Regions from separate parts of the Homo sapiens genome. Here region 1 is linked to region 2. Evidence: chromatin loops called from intact Hi-C (ENCODE). Cell type or tissue: upper lobe of right lung. All regions are shown on one strand.

Region 1 (8,000 bases), 510 kb before region 2:
GGGCAAATCCTTACTTGGAGAAGAGCTTCTCTGGGGACCCCCTACATGCTACTGGGATTCTAGTGTTTGAAAGATTTCAAAGCTTGGTTCAGTTCATTTCTGACTCTCACAGGTGTTCTTTCCAAAGCTGGCCCGGGACTGGTGTTTTGGGTCCCTGTGACGTTTTGGGGTTTTGACTGTTCATCCCACACTCTTCTTGAGCCTGTCCTCTGTTGATGTTTGAATGGAGATCTGAGCACAGCTAATACCTCTCCCATTGCCTTCCCCTACCCACTGCTTTTTCCTGACTCCTCCTTGGTGGCCATGGTGAGTGGAAAGAACTTTAGGAAGAAATCCCACTGTTTATATAAGTTAGTGATCTTTCTTCTTCTTTCCTTTCCTCCTCATCGTCTGCCCTCCTGAGCCAAATTTCTTTTTAGTTTAGTGGGAAAGCCATTGAGAGTAGGGACAGGTGCAACCCCTGTGAAAAGGAAGCCCTGCTGTGGGGACATTGTGATGACCATCCAAACACAGAGACTTCAAGGGCATTTTAATCTGGATACTCATAGTTTCAGTACAAGCATAATGAGGAATTGATCGATTGGTTTGGGAATTTATTTTCTAATTTTTAGTAAAAGCCTCCTAGCCTATGTGTACCATTTTTAAGCTTTCTTGGATCCTTGAGGCCTTCTGAGGTACTCTTCATCTTAGCTACTATGTTAACTAAACTCTTTGACATTTAACATCTAGCTGCACTACAATAATGAAGACCATAGAATAGGCTCCAATATTTTTCTTTGGGGAGATGTGGGATTGAATTAAATGTACCCATTGGAGGTTTTTAAGCAGTTTAAACACAGGGCCTATTAGATTACTTGTTCATTTTGCCAAAATGTGTCTGTGGAGAGGGAAGAAGTATTTGAGGATTTGCGGCTGCACATGCCCCACATTCTCATCTAAATTGTCTTGGGACTATTGACTAAAATTAAAACATTTGGTCCAAGAAAACCCTTACTTTCCTCCCAAGGGAATACTTCCATTTGCTACAGAATTTTCTTTTTTTCCTATGTCATCATTTCAAATTTTCTGGTTGCTTTAGGACTGTGTTAAGCTTTGTGTGGGCTGATAGCCAAGATGGAATTTGGCTCTTAGAGAATCAACCTATGAGAAATTTCGGAGGACAATTTATGCAACCCCCTGCTTACATTGCTAACCAGTGTGTGGGATAAATTTTCAAAGGTTCACCAAGGAAGAAGATATAACTTTCTTTTGAATCATTATGCCTAAGATTTCTGAGCTTGAGTCTTCAAGAAGAAATCACTTATATACGTATATGATTTGGATAATTTGTAGCTGCAATTTTGCTTGCAAAACAATTTTAAACATGTATCATTTTCTGCTATTTTAAATTCACCGAATAAGTAGAAAATATTCATTTCTAGATATATGGCATTTTGTACATATTATAAGCTGTTAACTGAAGGAAAAATATAGTATCATCCTGTTTCTATGAGGTACATACAATAGGCAAATTCATAGATACAGAAAACAAAATAGAGGTTACTGGGGGATAGAGAGAAGAGAGAATGGAGAGTTATTGTTTAATGGGTATAGAGTTTCTGCTGGGGAAGATGAAGTTTTGTGTATAGATAGTGGTGATGGCTGTGTAGCATTGTTGAATGTATTTAAAATGCCACTGAATTTTATACTTACAAATGGTTAAATGATAGATATTACGTGTATAGTTTACCACAATACAAATTTTTAACATCTAAGAAGATACACACATACATATATACACACATGAATATAAGCATCCATAGGCTTCAGATTAATTTTGTCTCTTCTCCCTAATTTATTATAGAATGCAATAGGAAGAAAACCAATGATAGGTTAATTTTATTTTAGGATTTAAAAAAAATCTTCATGGATTTTGTCTGGCTTACCATTTGAGGTAGAAGGCTTTATTTGTGTGTGCAATTCTTTATAACTCTTAGAAAATATCTCACTACTAGGTTTACTTATTTGTAAAATCTAAGACACTTTTTATGTTGTTTCATTACGGGACAAGGTTATGTTCAGGATTGGAAAATTCTCAGGTACAGGGGAAGGCAATCTTGAATTGAAGCTAAATTCTCACATAAAGTACTTTTGGGGAAAATTTCTTACCATTTTTGCAATGCAGGCCTTGAGGAATGTGTAAATTCCCTAAGCTCATGACTTTACTGAACTATAATTTAAGGTGCCTTTTCTCTTCATGATAAGAAGTAGCCATGTAAATAGCTGTGATTTGCTTCCATAAAATTCTGCTTAAGTCACATTCACAAGACAGAGAAGAAACTAAAAATATTCTTGTGGAAGCCGTCATTCATTTATGACTAAAAAAACAGAAAACTCCATCAAAAGAGGAAACACATAGCTGCTTCCTTCACATGAAGATATAAATCTATCTCAATTTTATAGCCAGTTGCCTATTTAAAAGGGATGCACTAGAACACTGACATTAAAATAACCCCAGGACAAGGAAGCTTGCTTATCACCCCTGCCTTGAATGTAATTCTGAAAGTGCTAGCTCCTGCAGACAGGTGAACATTGAAAGTTTATATATTGGGAGGAAAAGGGAAAACTTCTCATTTGTGGGTGATATAATTGTCTACTTTGAAAACCTAGGATAGTCAACTGCAATTCAGAGAACTAGTAGGAGCTCAGTGACAATTGGATATTAACTTACAAAAATCAATGTTTCTACTTACATCCCAACAAGAAACTACTGTAAAATGTAATGGAAATAAGATTCCATTCATAATATAAAAGGCAATAGATAAAATGCCTTACACAGTACTTCATGTATAGTGGTCACTGAAATAATTTTTGAGCAAATAAAATAATTAATAGACGTGCCAGGTCTTATATTTAGAATATTTAGAAGCTTTTAATACATAGGAAGACACACTTTTCTTAGATGGGAAGACAGCATTATTTTCCCACTAGTTATGAATGTGCTCTAATCCCAATAAAAAATTATATATTTTTTTCCCAGAGAGAATAAGAGAATTTTATTAAATACATATCCAGGGCAATTCTGGTTTTCGTTGCTGTTCAATATTAATGAGCAAGGGATGCACTGCTTTACAGGTGTTGAGAGATTATAAACTTAAAGAATAGACACTGTATAGAACAGATGTCGGGGTGGGGAATGGGAGCCTGGAGATGGGAGCATCTTCTGTTTATGGGGCCTGAGGTACAGCAGTGAGGGAGGCAGAACACACGCTTCCGGAGGATCTTGCGAGAGTGAGGCAGCAGCACGTGGGTGAAGCAGAAGCACAGGGAGGCGGAAGCAGAGGGGCAAGTGGAAGCACGTGGTGAAGTGCAAGCATGTGGGGAGGCGGAAGCACGTGGGCAAATGGAAGCATGTGGGCAAGGCCGAGGCTCCTGGGGAGGCAGGGTGTGTGGAGGTACAGGAAGGCTCTTTCGTCTTTTCTCTCCCCATCTCTTGAGCTAAAGCGCAGGAGCTGCATTCCAAGAGAAACCTGGGGATTAGTGCGCGTCAGGAGAACCGGCTTGGGGACTCCAGACCAGAGCGGTAGGAGGGGGATCTGAGGTCCATATTAAGGACCTCTACCCTGTCCTACAGGGAGCAATAGGATGACTGGATGTTAGTTGGGGATCTGCTTGTGTGAGCCCTGGTGCCTGTTGAAGGTGTTGTATCTGACACTAATCCCGCCTCACGTTTGCAGCCCACAGCCCCTTGCATTCAGGAGTTCCTCACCCTTCTGGCCGTGTGCCACACGGTTGTTCCTGAGAAGGATGGAGATAACATCATCTACCAGGCCTCTTCCCCAGGTGAGGGCTCTGGCCGGATGCGCCCTGCTGGCCCCTTCTCAGGACACCTGGGTGTTGCAGTTATTCTTGGAGGTGTTGCCATGTAGTCCGTCCCACAGACTCGGCTGTCTGCTGTTGGCCTCACCCTGTGGCCAGGCTGTGGCTACAGGTGCAAAGCCGTAGAGAGCCCGGGATGGGCTCTCCTGACTCTCATGACTCTTTTTTAACAGCAAAGGGAGGACCCCGGTTATGTTGCATCTCCCAGCAGAGGTGATTGGGCTTGACAGAGCTCTGAAGAAAGAACAGAGCTGGCTTCTTCCTCATCCTCCCCACCTCATAGATTTTCCGCCTGCTGGGGAAGCTGTGCATGGGGGTACTCTCTACCCACTTCCTGAGGCTTGGGAATCCCACAGCACAACTAAAATACTGCCTTGCTCAGAGGAGATGTTTGGTGGGAGTCATGGGACTATTAGGTTCATTGGAGAGAACTTGATCCCAAGCGAGAATAGCAGGAATAGAAATCATTCTTGTCCTGGTGAATTAGCATATATCCAAGCCTCCCATCTAACAGGAGTGCTCATTTCAGAACCCTGGTGGTAGGAAAAGCAAGTGCTTCTCTATCCTGAGTCTTTACTATTATGCAGATAACACCAGGCCTCCTTCAGTAGAGCGGATTTTGTTAATTTGAAAAGTGACACTAAACAGAATTCTGTCACTACCAGTGATATGTCAATGTTTCACCAACTCCCACTTGACAGATGAAGCTGCTTTGGTGAAAGGAGCTAAAAAGCTGGGCTTTGTCTTCACAGCCAGAACACCATTCTCAGTCATCATAGAAGCGGTGAGTAACATGCGTGTGCACATTTCAGATCACCTGCTTTTGTGAAGATTGTGTGTGTGAAATGGCATGTCTATTGTAAATATGATAGCTAAATTTCTCTTTCAGTGAAAAATTAAGACCTGTGACAAACTGGAGTTAATGTGATTATATTAGCTTGTTCGAGTTGTTTTGCATTGCAGTATTGTTTTCCCCTTCAAGATGCTTTTCCACATGTCTTTCATACACTGATGTGAAATTATTTGTAGCAAAGAACTTCACGAATCTACTCTTTGTTCTATAATAATTGGGAAAATAACTTAGCGGCCCACTTGTCTTTGAGGGCAGGTTCCACATCTCTTTGTAGCCTCAGAGCCTAAGAGTTCTTACTCAATGAAGCCTCACAGTCCACTGGGCTTCAGTCTCTTCAGCTGGGAGAGGAGTCAGCGTTAAGATCTCTCTCTCTCTCTCTCTCTCTCTTTTTGAGACAGGGTCTCACTCTGTTGTCCAGGCTAGAGTGCAGTGGTGCAATCTCGGCTCACTGCAACCTCTGCTTCCCAGGTTCAAGCAATTCTCCTGCCTCAGCCTCCGGAGTAGCTGGGACTGACTACAGGCACGTGCCACCACGCCTGACTAATTTTTGTATTTTTAGTAGAGACGAGGTTTTGCCATGTTGGCCAGGCTGATCTCAAATTCCTGACCTCAAGTGGTCCACCCGCCTTGGCCTCCCAAAGTGCTGGGACAGGCGTGAGCCACTGTGCCGGGCTTTGATCTCTTTTATCTATATGAGGGATCCCCCCTGCAACTGGAGTCAAGGGGTTTACATGTTTTCTGATTTTTTCTGAGTTTCCTTACCTACAGGCCAAAGGGAGAAATTTAGTGATAGGAAAATAATTATATCAAATAGGAGGTCAAATACAGACCCTTGGAATGGGCAACAGGGGAAAATGATGGTTATGACTGGTGAGGCAGTGGTGTTTTTCATGATGACCAGTTAGAAGGGCTGTTTTATTGTTGTCTGCATTGATGATAAGGGTCTGGGGCTAGTCCCTGCCATCCCTTGCCTTTCCCTACTCCTCCATTTGGGGAAGACGCAGGGATTATAGTTTTTGGCTTTATGGATGCATCCTTAAATCCATAGACCTTTAATGCATTTGAAATTCACTTCCAAATGGTATAATAACTTCGTATGGTTCCTGACTTGGGAGTACTGTAGTAAGTTTTTTCTTTTAGTTATATGCAAAACCTATAAAATATCTTATCTTATACAAAGTACCCATTTATTGGCATCTTCAGTTTCTTATGGAGTACAGAGATGAGATCATGTGATCATGTTTACTTTTACTATGCTTATTTTAGTCAACAAAGGGAATTTAGCTTAAGGAAATGTACCATCATTAAAAGTGGAATGAAGTACTGATTGAATATAGAATTTCCCGTACAGAAGCTTTTTTAAAAATGAGGTCTTTTTCCCCCCTTCAGTTGGAGGAGAATTTTAATCTGAACTATAGGATTTTCAGTTGTGTGGGTGCCACCGCATGTCTCTGCATTGCAAAAATGGAGGTTGGGGGTTGGGGAGCTTGGATCATAGGTGAGAGAGACAGAAGAGAACAGGCGCTTCCACTTCACTCACAATGCCAAATAAATGTGGAACCTAGAGAGCCTATTGGTGTTGTCCTCCTGGTGTTATAATGCTGCATTGACACCTCTTTGTTACCTCATTAAAGTTTTAAGGTCATATTTCTGGGGGTCACAAAAGACTGCCTGATTAGTTAGGACTCGTAGATAACAGTAATAAAAAGAATCCTACTCAACCATTCATCAAACCACCAATTCTCAAATTATAGGTTTTGCATATAAGTAAAAGAAAAAACTTACTGCAGTACTACCAAGTCAGGAACAAATTCTCAAATTCCTACATATTTACATGAAATGTCCTCGCCAATAGTCAGAACAGCCACATCCATGGGCTGCATGTGGACGTGGTTGATATAACTGTGAGAGAGGGGGTGGCTCCTGGGAGTGGCAGCCCTGGTGCTGGGTGGTGGTAGTAGCACTGGGTGTCTTCTGAATGGGGATATGATGGAAAGTTAGGACAGGCTGTGGAGAAAGGGAACTCGGAACTCGTGGATCCAGAGAAGTGAATAAAGATTGATGAAGGCTGGATGAAGTGGATCATTAGTTGTTTTGTAGGATGCAAAGAGAAGGAGTGGAGAGTTGTGGGTGTGAATGAAGATAATGATTCCGTCATATACTTGGTAATTTGAATGTGTTACTTCATTGATTACTTCTCTGAGCCCTAAGAGATGAGTGCTTTTGCCATGCATAAGAAAGTCACACACTTAGAGGCAGAAACTGGATTCAAACTCACATGTATTGGGTGCCAAAGGCCATGTTCTTTCCACTGTGAAGTGTTGGGGAAATGAAAAGATTAGATTAAAAATCTGAAAATAGCATGCGCACCATCTGGAATTTTTAGATGGAAAAAATTGTGAATATTGACATTCTAACTTGAAAGAACCCAAAGAAAAAGAGCGTTTGATTGATTGCTCTGAGACCAGGTACAGATTCACCATCTCTTATCTGCAAATTCGAAACCCAAATGCCTTTGAATTCCAAAAGATTTTTCCTAAATTTGGTGAAGAGTTATTTGGCAGCAAAACCTAATCAGAACTGACATGAAGCTGTTTATGATCTTTATGAATCTCATTTCCTGATATGCATACATTTTGCTGTAGAAAGCGGATGTGTTGTGTACCAGCATGTTACCCCAGACCCTGCTGGGGACATTATGATAGATGGTCTAGAATATGTCTATATAATTTGTAAAATCCTGAATTCAGAAGCATAACTGGGCCAAAGGTTTCTGACGGACCTGTGCAGCTGGTGTCCTCTATCTCCATCTCTTGGAAGTGCCTGCACTCCCCAACTGTTAGCACTGAAGAAACGTGAGAAGCTTCCACCAGAAGAGGGAGCTCTGACCCCACCAGACTTGTGAGAAAACAGTACATGTTGCAAAGGGCTAGAAGGTGGGAAGAGAGAGAGAGAGCATATATATGTCTGTTTATGCTTGGGAGACAATTGCTTTGAGATTTTAATACTTTGCACCTCGGTTAAGAGCCTATTTTTCTTCCTTTAGATGGGACAGGAACAAACATTCGGAATCCTTAATGTCCTGGAATTTTCTAGGTATGTTTCTCTTTCATACGTTTGAAATAAAATAATTATATTTATTTACCAGCTTCATCAGAGTGTTTACATGATTGTATGGTATGATTCAATATATTACTTAAGTATTAAATATAATAAATGTATCTCCATAAACTCTTTTCTTCTTGGAATTTGTGACTTTCATTAAAGAAAGTGAAGTAGGTTATTTTTC
Region 2 (8,000 bases):
GTTATGCATGTCTGACAAAAGTGTCACCCGCAATAACTTTGCAAACATCACTTGCTCAATGACCGGTGGATCTAGAATCCCATTGTTAGTGACTCTATTTAGCAAGTGATTGCAAGAAAAAGAAGAGCTCAGAGAGAATTGGCTGATTTGCAAGCAAAAAGGCAAGAGAAGAGGGAATCCAAAGATTCTAAGTCCTAAAGGACTGAAAATACTAACTTCGAGTGGTGAGAAATGGTATTTAAAAGGGTTTGATGGAATGGCTTAGTGAGATGTCTTGGTTGTATGGCATGATTGAGCCTTGTGGCCAAGATCAGATTAACAGTGTGGTTTTCCCACTTAAACAGATAACTTCAGGTTAGCTGTCATTAAGAGAGGCATGTCCAGCACTTCGGGAGGCCGAAGTGGGTGGATCACTTGAGGTCAGGAGTTCAAGACCAACCTTGCCAACATGGTGAAACCCCATCTCTACTAAAAATACAAAAAATTAGCTGAGTGTGATGGCACGTGCCTGTAATTCCAGCTCCTTGAGAGGCTGAGGCAGGAGAATCACTTGAACTCAGAAGGTGGAGGTTGCAGCGAGCCGAAATCACACCAGTGCACTCCAGCCTGGGCTACGGGAATGAAACTCTGTCAAAAAAAAAAAAAAAGGAAGAAGAGAGTCATGAGGGCTAGGATGAAAAAAACTGAAGCCAACTTGAGAACTATGTCTAGGATGAAAAAATTGGGGTGTTTTTCAAAAACTTGAAGTAAAAGGGAAATTGCAAAATAAAATGTGAAGAATTTTTAGTTTGTGCAGCATTCTGAGAAGTAGCATGAAAGAGGCCTAAGGAAAATAAGAAAGCTGGGTTAGAAACAAGACATGAGAGAGAAAGTGGGCTGAGTTTGCTGTTAGAAGGCTGGAACACAGGCGGAGAGCTAAATGGAAGCTTCTGTTGGCAGGAAAAGCCAAAGGACTTATAACAGAAAAAGTACCATTCTATTTTATTTTTATTTATTTACTTATTTATTTTGAGATAGGATCTCACTTTATTGTCCAGGCTGGAGTGCAATGGTGCAATCACAGCTCACTGTGGACTTGATCTCCCAGGCTCAAGAGATCCTCCTACCTCAGCCTCCCCAGTAGCTGGGACTACAGGTGAACACCACCGTGCCTGGCTAATTTTTGAATTTTTTGTAGAGATGGGGTTTCACTACGTTGCCCAGGCTCTTCTCGAACTCCTGAGCCCAAGCAATCCTTCTGACTCAGCCTCCCAAAAGTGCTAGGATTACAGGCATGAGCCACTGTGCCTGGCCTCTATTTTAAATGTCTTGTGTTTGCTGGGTGTAATATTGGCTGTGAAGTCAAGTCCAGCTGACCTGGAATTGACTTGAGTAGTTTTACTAAAGTACTTGCAGGGCACTCACCCCTGGTCAAGGCATGAAAGATACTAACTCCTGGTGTTTCTTTTTAACAGTGGGTCTGACAATTTTGTATGAGTCTGTCAGGATTGTTTATTGATAATAGCAAGAAGAATGGTTCAAACCTTGTCTCAGTGAGACTCTCCCCAGAGTGCTCTGCCACTGGGCTTGGTTAAGAAGTAACAAGAAGATGCCTATGTGACCAGTGGGGTGTGGGAAACAGCTGAGATTACATTTTGGACTCCTGGGTTCTAAGGTGTTCCATGCACCAGCCAGTGGCTCCTGATCTGAGAGAGAAAGTGTGTCTACGCAGCCCATACAGAGGGAGCACTACCGGAGTCTGAGGCAGCCCCTGGCCATGAAGTGCAACCTTACTTTAATGCAGTTGCTATAGTGTATTCCTTTCCTGCAATAAACTAAATTTGTGGCCATTGTCATTTTGAGTCCTGTGTCTCTTGGGCAATTGAACTCTAATTGCTGCCTTTAGTGAAGATGGCCAACTCATCCCAGTTTGTCCACTACCTTCCTGATTTTAGCACTGAAAGTCCCGCATCTCAAGAATACCATCAGTTCTAGGCAAACTGGGACAAGTGGTCATCCTACTGTTAGTGCAAATATAATTCCCCTTCATCTTACTTCCCCATTACTTTCAAATATTCGGTAGAAGTCTACTACTATTAATATAATGGTTTTGTGTTGGTGGTGTTTAAGGAAATCTAAGACAAAAAGGGCCAGGCACAGTGACTCTGGCCTGTGATTCCAACACTTTGGGAGGCTGAGGTGTGAGGATCGATTGAGACCAGGGGTTCCAGACCAGCCTGGGCAACATAACAAGACCCTATCTCTACAAAAAAAATACAAAAATTAGCCGGGTGTGGTGGCACGCATTTGTAGTGCCAGCTACTCAGGAGGCTGAGGTGGGAGGATCGATCACTTGAGCCCGGGAGGCTACAGTGAGCTGTGATCACACCATTGCACTCCAGCCTGGGCAACAGATCAAGACCTTGTCTCAGAAAAAGAAAAAAAGGAGGTGTTCCCAGTTTAGGTTGAGGGAGAATAGAGAAAAGAAAATAGCTGTAAAAGATGAGATGAAAAAGAAATCAATGATTTGATTAAGGTAGGAAACTGGAGCCAAGATGAATAGGAGAAACAGAATATCAAAGAATCCTGAAAATAAGTGCAGAAAGAGGCTGGATTTCCCATGGTATTTTGGCTGTGGGTTCTAACACTTTTTATCGAATATCAGAGGAGGAAATGATCTGAGCAGCTGGAGGAGATAGGAACACCCAGGATCACAGCTGGGAGCAGCGAGGATAAGGAAATGCAGCACAGCCCTTTGTTCCTGCAACACTCTCAGGTCCAAGCATAAAATACACTCATGGCCAAGGCCACAGATGTGCGGGCCTCCAGTGAGCAGAAGAAGTTGCTGTATGAGGGGCTCTCCCCTTGGGAGGAATCGCAGACGCTGGGCATCACACTGACCCTGCTGCATGTGTCCAGGACAGGTTCAGAAGGGCAGGACCAGGAAAACTGGCATCTGGGGTGGCTTCACTGTCTGGTTTCATGTGGGGATTATATTCCAGTTGTTTGTCTTTAATGAGAAACATCACAAATCTTTGAATATAAATGACATGTACAAAAGGGGAAAGACTAATTTTTCTAAGAAGATTTGGGTATAGTTTTACTTAAAGGCAAACAAACAAACAAAAATAGGGATTGAGTTGACTTTTCAAGGTCCTTTCTGGGTCTAAGTTTCTGATGCTATTCTAGAGACATAAACTGGTTGGGGTGTGATTCGTCTTATTTTCAATTTGAAAATCCAGTAAATGGTGCTGTCCATGATGGACAAATTATAAACACTCAAATAACTGGAAACTCCTTAATGCTGATCTTTTATTCAATATGTTTTGACTAAAATAATCAGCTATTTTTCAAAAGTGATTTGCAGAAATAGAAAATGGACTGACAATTATTTATTTAATTAATTAATTAATTTATTTATTTATTTATTTTGAGACAGAGTCTCGCTCTGCCGCCCAGGCTGGAGTGCAGTGGCGTGATCTCGGCTCACTGCAATCTCCGCCTCCTGGGTTCACGCCATTCTCCTGCCTCAGCCTCCCGAGTAGCTGGGACTACAGGTGCCCACCACCATGCCCGGCTAATTTTTTGTATTTTTAGTAGGGACAGGGTTTCACCGTGTTAGCCAGGATGGTCTTGATCTCCTGAACTCGTGAACCGCCCGCCTCGGCCTCCCAAAGTGCTGGAATTACAGGCGTGAGCCACCGTGCCCGGCCTGGACTGACAATTAAACAAAGCTGCTATTAATATGAAAATAACATAAGTCAAGATGGTGAACATGATAGTTGAGCATTTCTTAGAATGACCACTACTTAAAATACCATTTGACACGATGTCATGCAATGTACGGTGGGTGGAGAGCAAATACTCCACTCCCAAAAACAATTTTTTTTTCCATTAAAAATAACTCATCTGGGTACACTGCACTGTTTCTTGGCTGTTCTTTAGATCAACTTGTGACAATTTACACTGAGGTCCTAGAATGGAAGCATCATTTATGCCTCTCAGAATAGTTTTCAATAGCAGAAAATATTACAGTCTACAGATGTTTTGGTGGCTGGCAAAAGTTTCAACTTGAACTTCAAAAGGGAATTGCAGGTCAGAACAAACACCTAATATTGAAATGCCCATTCTCAAGCATCTTAGCAATGTGGCAAATCATATTTAACATGTAGGAAATATGAACAGTAGAAAACATTGCTTGAATTTTCATCATCCCAAGATAATCATTGTTAACATTTCAGGACATAGGATTCTGGTCTTGTCTGATGTACATAGGTACCACACACAAGAAACAGAATCATACAACACATGCTATTTTGAAGCCCGTTTTCTTCTCCCATTTTATAAAATCTGAACATTTTCTCACGCTGATAAATCCTTTTATAGCAAGATTTTAAATGGCTTTTGGATATTTAAAAAGATGTATATAACATAAAATATTTAACCAGTGACCTACTATAGGACATTTAGATCTTTCTCCAATTTTTGCTTCTTTACAGTATTTTCAACTGAACCTTCTTGTACTTAGATCTTTACCTGCAATTTTGATTATATGCTTAAAGTAAACTTCTAAAATCAAACTGTGTTCGGGTAAAAGGGAGGCACATTATGAAACTTTTGGCACACTTTGACATTTTGCCCAACAGAGAATGAGAGGGTTTAGTTTACCATACTCTCATAAATGCTGGCTTTATTTGTCAAGCATTTCCAGTAAGGCAAAATGTGGTGGCTCACTGTGTTTTTCACTAATTTTACTACTGATTACAAGTGAAGTTAATTTTCTAATTTTTAAAGGTCACTTGTATTCCCCTGTATCTGTAAATTGTTTATTCTCTTTGCCTTCTTTTAAAAAATCTACTGAGGTATTGCTTTTTCTAATTATTCATCATAGCTATCATAAATCCTTTACCCAACTTTTAACTTGTATTTTAACTTAATCTGTGGTCTCCCAGAAATTTGTTTTTATTTTGAATAAATAGGAAACAGAACCCAGTCAAAAAAGAAAACTAAATCAGTCAAATAATGTGTAGGAAAAATCTGCACAAAATCAGCTTCTAGATTATCTTTGAGCCAAATGACTTTGTGCAATTCCATCACAGTGAGAACTGGATCTCACCCTAACAGGTGGCTATAAATTCCTGAAAATAAGAAAGGAAAAAAGGAAATGTGGTAAGGAGTATAAAAAGTCTGATTTATGGATTTATCTTGTTCAGAATCAAGTTCAGGAACTAGCTTAGCATTTCAAAAAGAATTGAATTTTGGCTCATTCTTCAAATGAGTTAGATTCACAAGTGAAATAAAATATTCACAATGTTAAAGTTATTTTAAATGTTGGCTTTTAAGATCTTTGTTACAATTTGCTTTCTCCTGCAAATATCCTCATATATGGGTCCAGAATATGGATACAAACATACACCTTGATTTGTGGTGACTATAAATACATTTATTGTAATTTTGCTGTGAGACTACTGAAGATTTTCCTAAACGATCAGCATTTTGCTGAACCTAACTGGCATTGAAATTTTAGCATTAAAACCAACCAAAGGAACAAACTCTCTCTTTCCTAGGATAGGGTGAAAAGGAGGTAAAATTTCTTTAGTCTTACTCATCAGTTTCATTTCTTTCCTTTCCTTTAGTCTCTTTTCAAAACCAGTACCTCTGATGAGCTAAAATTTATTTTCCTTGGTAAGTACAAATATTATTATAATCATGGGTCCTTCCTTCCTCCTTAAAAATTTCTCCTAGAAATTTTTATAGCATCAGCTGTTACCTTCAGGCCTATCATCCCTTTCAAATTGATTTTTCATATGGTGTGAGGTAGAGGTTGAAGTTAAATTTTAAAAACATATATGTATTATTCCAGCATGGTTATTCAGTTATTTCAGCATGGTTTGTTGAAAAAAGATGATCATGTCTTGAATTAAGTTACCTCTGATGTTTTGTAAAATATCAATTGACCATATACATGTATGCTTTCTATTCCATTCCATTAATATACATGTCTTACCATACACACTATCTTGAGTACTATACCTGGCCTTATAATAAATCTTAGAATTAGAGAATATATGTTCTCCAAATTTAACCTTTTTCCCCCCGAATTATTTTGGCTATTCTTGGTCTTTGATATCTCAATAAGTTTTAGATCCACCCATCAACTTCTACCAAAAAAAAAAAAAAGCCTGCTAAGGTATTGTTTAGAATTACTTTGAATCTGAAGATAAATTTGGAAAGAACTGGTATCCTATCAATTTTTAGTCAGAATTACCCAATTCATGAATATGACATGTATCTTCATTTATTTAGATCATCCTTAATGTCTCTCAGCAATGTTTTGAAATGTTCAGTGTTCGTTAATATTTTGTTAAATTTATCACTAAGTATAAATCCTATTATAAATGGTATTGTTATTTATTATTTTAATTAAGACTGTGTTGATTAGGATTGTGGAGAACTGACATCTTAACAATAATGAGTCTTCCAATCCATGGTATATCTCTCCATTTATTAAGTCTTCCTAATTCTTTTGAACAATGTTTATAATTTTTTAGTTCACATATCTTGCAGATACATATATATTTTAGACTTACTCTTACTTCCTATCTTTTTGTACTATTGCAAATGTTATCTTAAATTTCATTTTCCAATAATTGCTAGGACGTAGAAATGCAAACGTTTTTGCATTTGATTTTTTATATGGATCTCATAGCTTCAGATTTTCTGAATTCACTTAATAATTCTAGTAGGTTTTTAAAAATGTAACAGCTTTAATGAGATGTAATTCACATATCACAAAATTTACCCTTCTAAAGTATACATTTCAAAGCATTTTAATTGGTTAGAACTGTGTAACTATCACCACTCTCTAAATTTAGGACATTTTCATCATCTTTAAAAGAAACACTAAATCTGTTAGCAGTGTCACCTCATCATTCCCCAACCCTTCCCCCTCCAGTCTCCAGCAACCACAAATCTACCTTATGTCTCTGTGGATTTGCCTATTCCAGATATTTCATTTAAGTGGAATCATAAAAGATGTGGCTTTTTCTGTCTGGCTTCTTTCACTTACCCTGACATTTTCAAAGTTAATCCATGTTGTGGCATATATCAATATTGCATTCTTTTTTTGGTCTAGTAGCTTTTTGTAAGACACTTTAGGAGTTTATCAATAAACTAAAATTATCTGAAAATAAAAAGTTTTATTTCCTCTTCAATCTGTATTTTTTTTCCTCTTATGGCACTTGCTAGAACGTTCAAAACAATGTTGGTTAGAAGTTGTGAGAGCAGACATTTTTGTTTTGTTGCTGATCTTAAGGAAAAAAAATTCTGTTTTTCCCTATTTAACGTTAGCTGTGGGATTTTTATAGATGCCCTTAATTAGTTTTTTATTTTTTTGAGACAGAGTCTCACTCTTTCGCCCAGGCTAGAGTGCAGTGGTGCAAGCTCCACCTCCCAGGTTCAAGTGATTCTCCTGCCACAGCCTCCCGAGTAGCTGGGGCTACAGGTGCATGCCACCACACCTGGCTGATTTTTTGTATTTTTAGTAGAGACGGGGTTTCACCATGTTAGCCAGGATGGTCTCCACCTCCTGACCTTGTGATCTGCCTGCCTCGGCCTCCCAAAGTGCTGGGATTACAGGTGTGAGCCACTGCTCCCAGCCAATGCCCTTAATTAGTTTGAGAAGTTTCTTTCTTTTGCCTGTTTGCTGAGAGTTTTTGCCATTAATAGTTGTTGAATTTTGTCAAATGCCTTTTCTGCATTTGTAGAGATGATTATACAGTTTTTCTCCTTCACTCTGTTAAAATGGTCAATTACATTGATAAATTTTCAAATGCTAAACCAATTTTCCTTCCTGGATTGAATTACAATTGGTTATTATGTGTTATCCCTTTTATATATTTTTGAATTCAATATGTAAATATTTTATTAAGAATGTTTGTATTTATGATCATGAAGAATATTAGTATATAGTTTTATTTTCTTGCAATGTCTTTGTGTGATTTTGGTATCAGGTAAACACT

The links. A loop is a pair of places that touch in the nucleus more often than their neighbours do. Peaks named below come from ENCODE experiments on the same cell type or tissue, not always from the same donor. Only the 100,000 strongest peaks of a DNase experiment are listed, where the experiment ranks them.
Region 1: it touches region 2 in a loop (4-fold over the local background); 41 of 110 quality-filtered maps call a loop at or near these places.

What each region holds. Positions count from the first base shown.
Region 1 is chr13:25,567,051-25,575,050 of GRCh38, forward strand. ATP8A2 (ATPase phospholipid transporting 8A2) reads left to right here. Exons shown (of 37, transcript NM_016529.6): 17 at 3,717-3,822; 18 at 4,560-4,642; 19 at 7,758-7,807. Among named protein-coding and RNA genes, the nearest start is that of ATP8A2, 200 kb to the left of the region's middle. RefSeq lists an enhancer at 7,491-7,540. In upper lobe of right lung, a CTCF peak has its summit at 7,587 (motif pointing right); DNase peaks (open chromatin) are centred at 3,803 and 7,567; H3K27me3 peaks cover 1,615 bases.
Region 2 is chr13:26,081,795-26,089,794 of GRCh38, forward strand. No RefSeq gene overlaps it. Among named protein-coding and RNA genes, the nearest start is that of LINC00415, 26 kb to the left of the region's middle. In upper lobe of right lung, no CTCF peak of the experiment used is centred here; no DNase peak of the experiment used is centred here.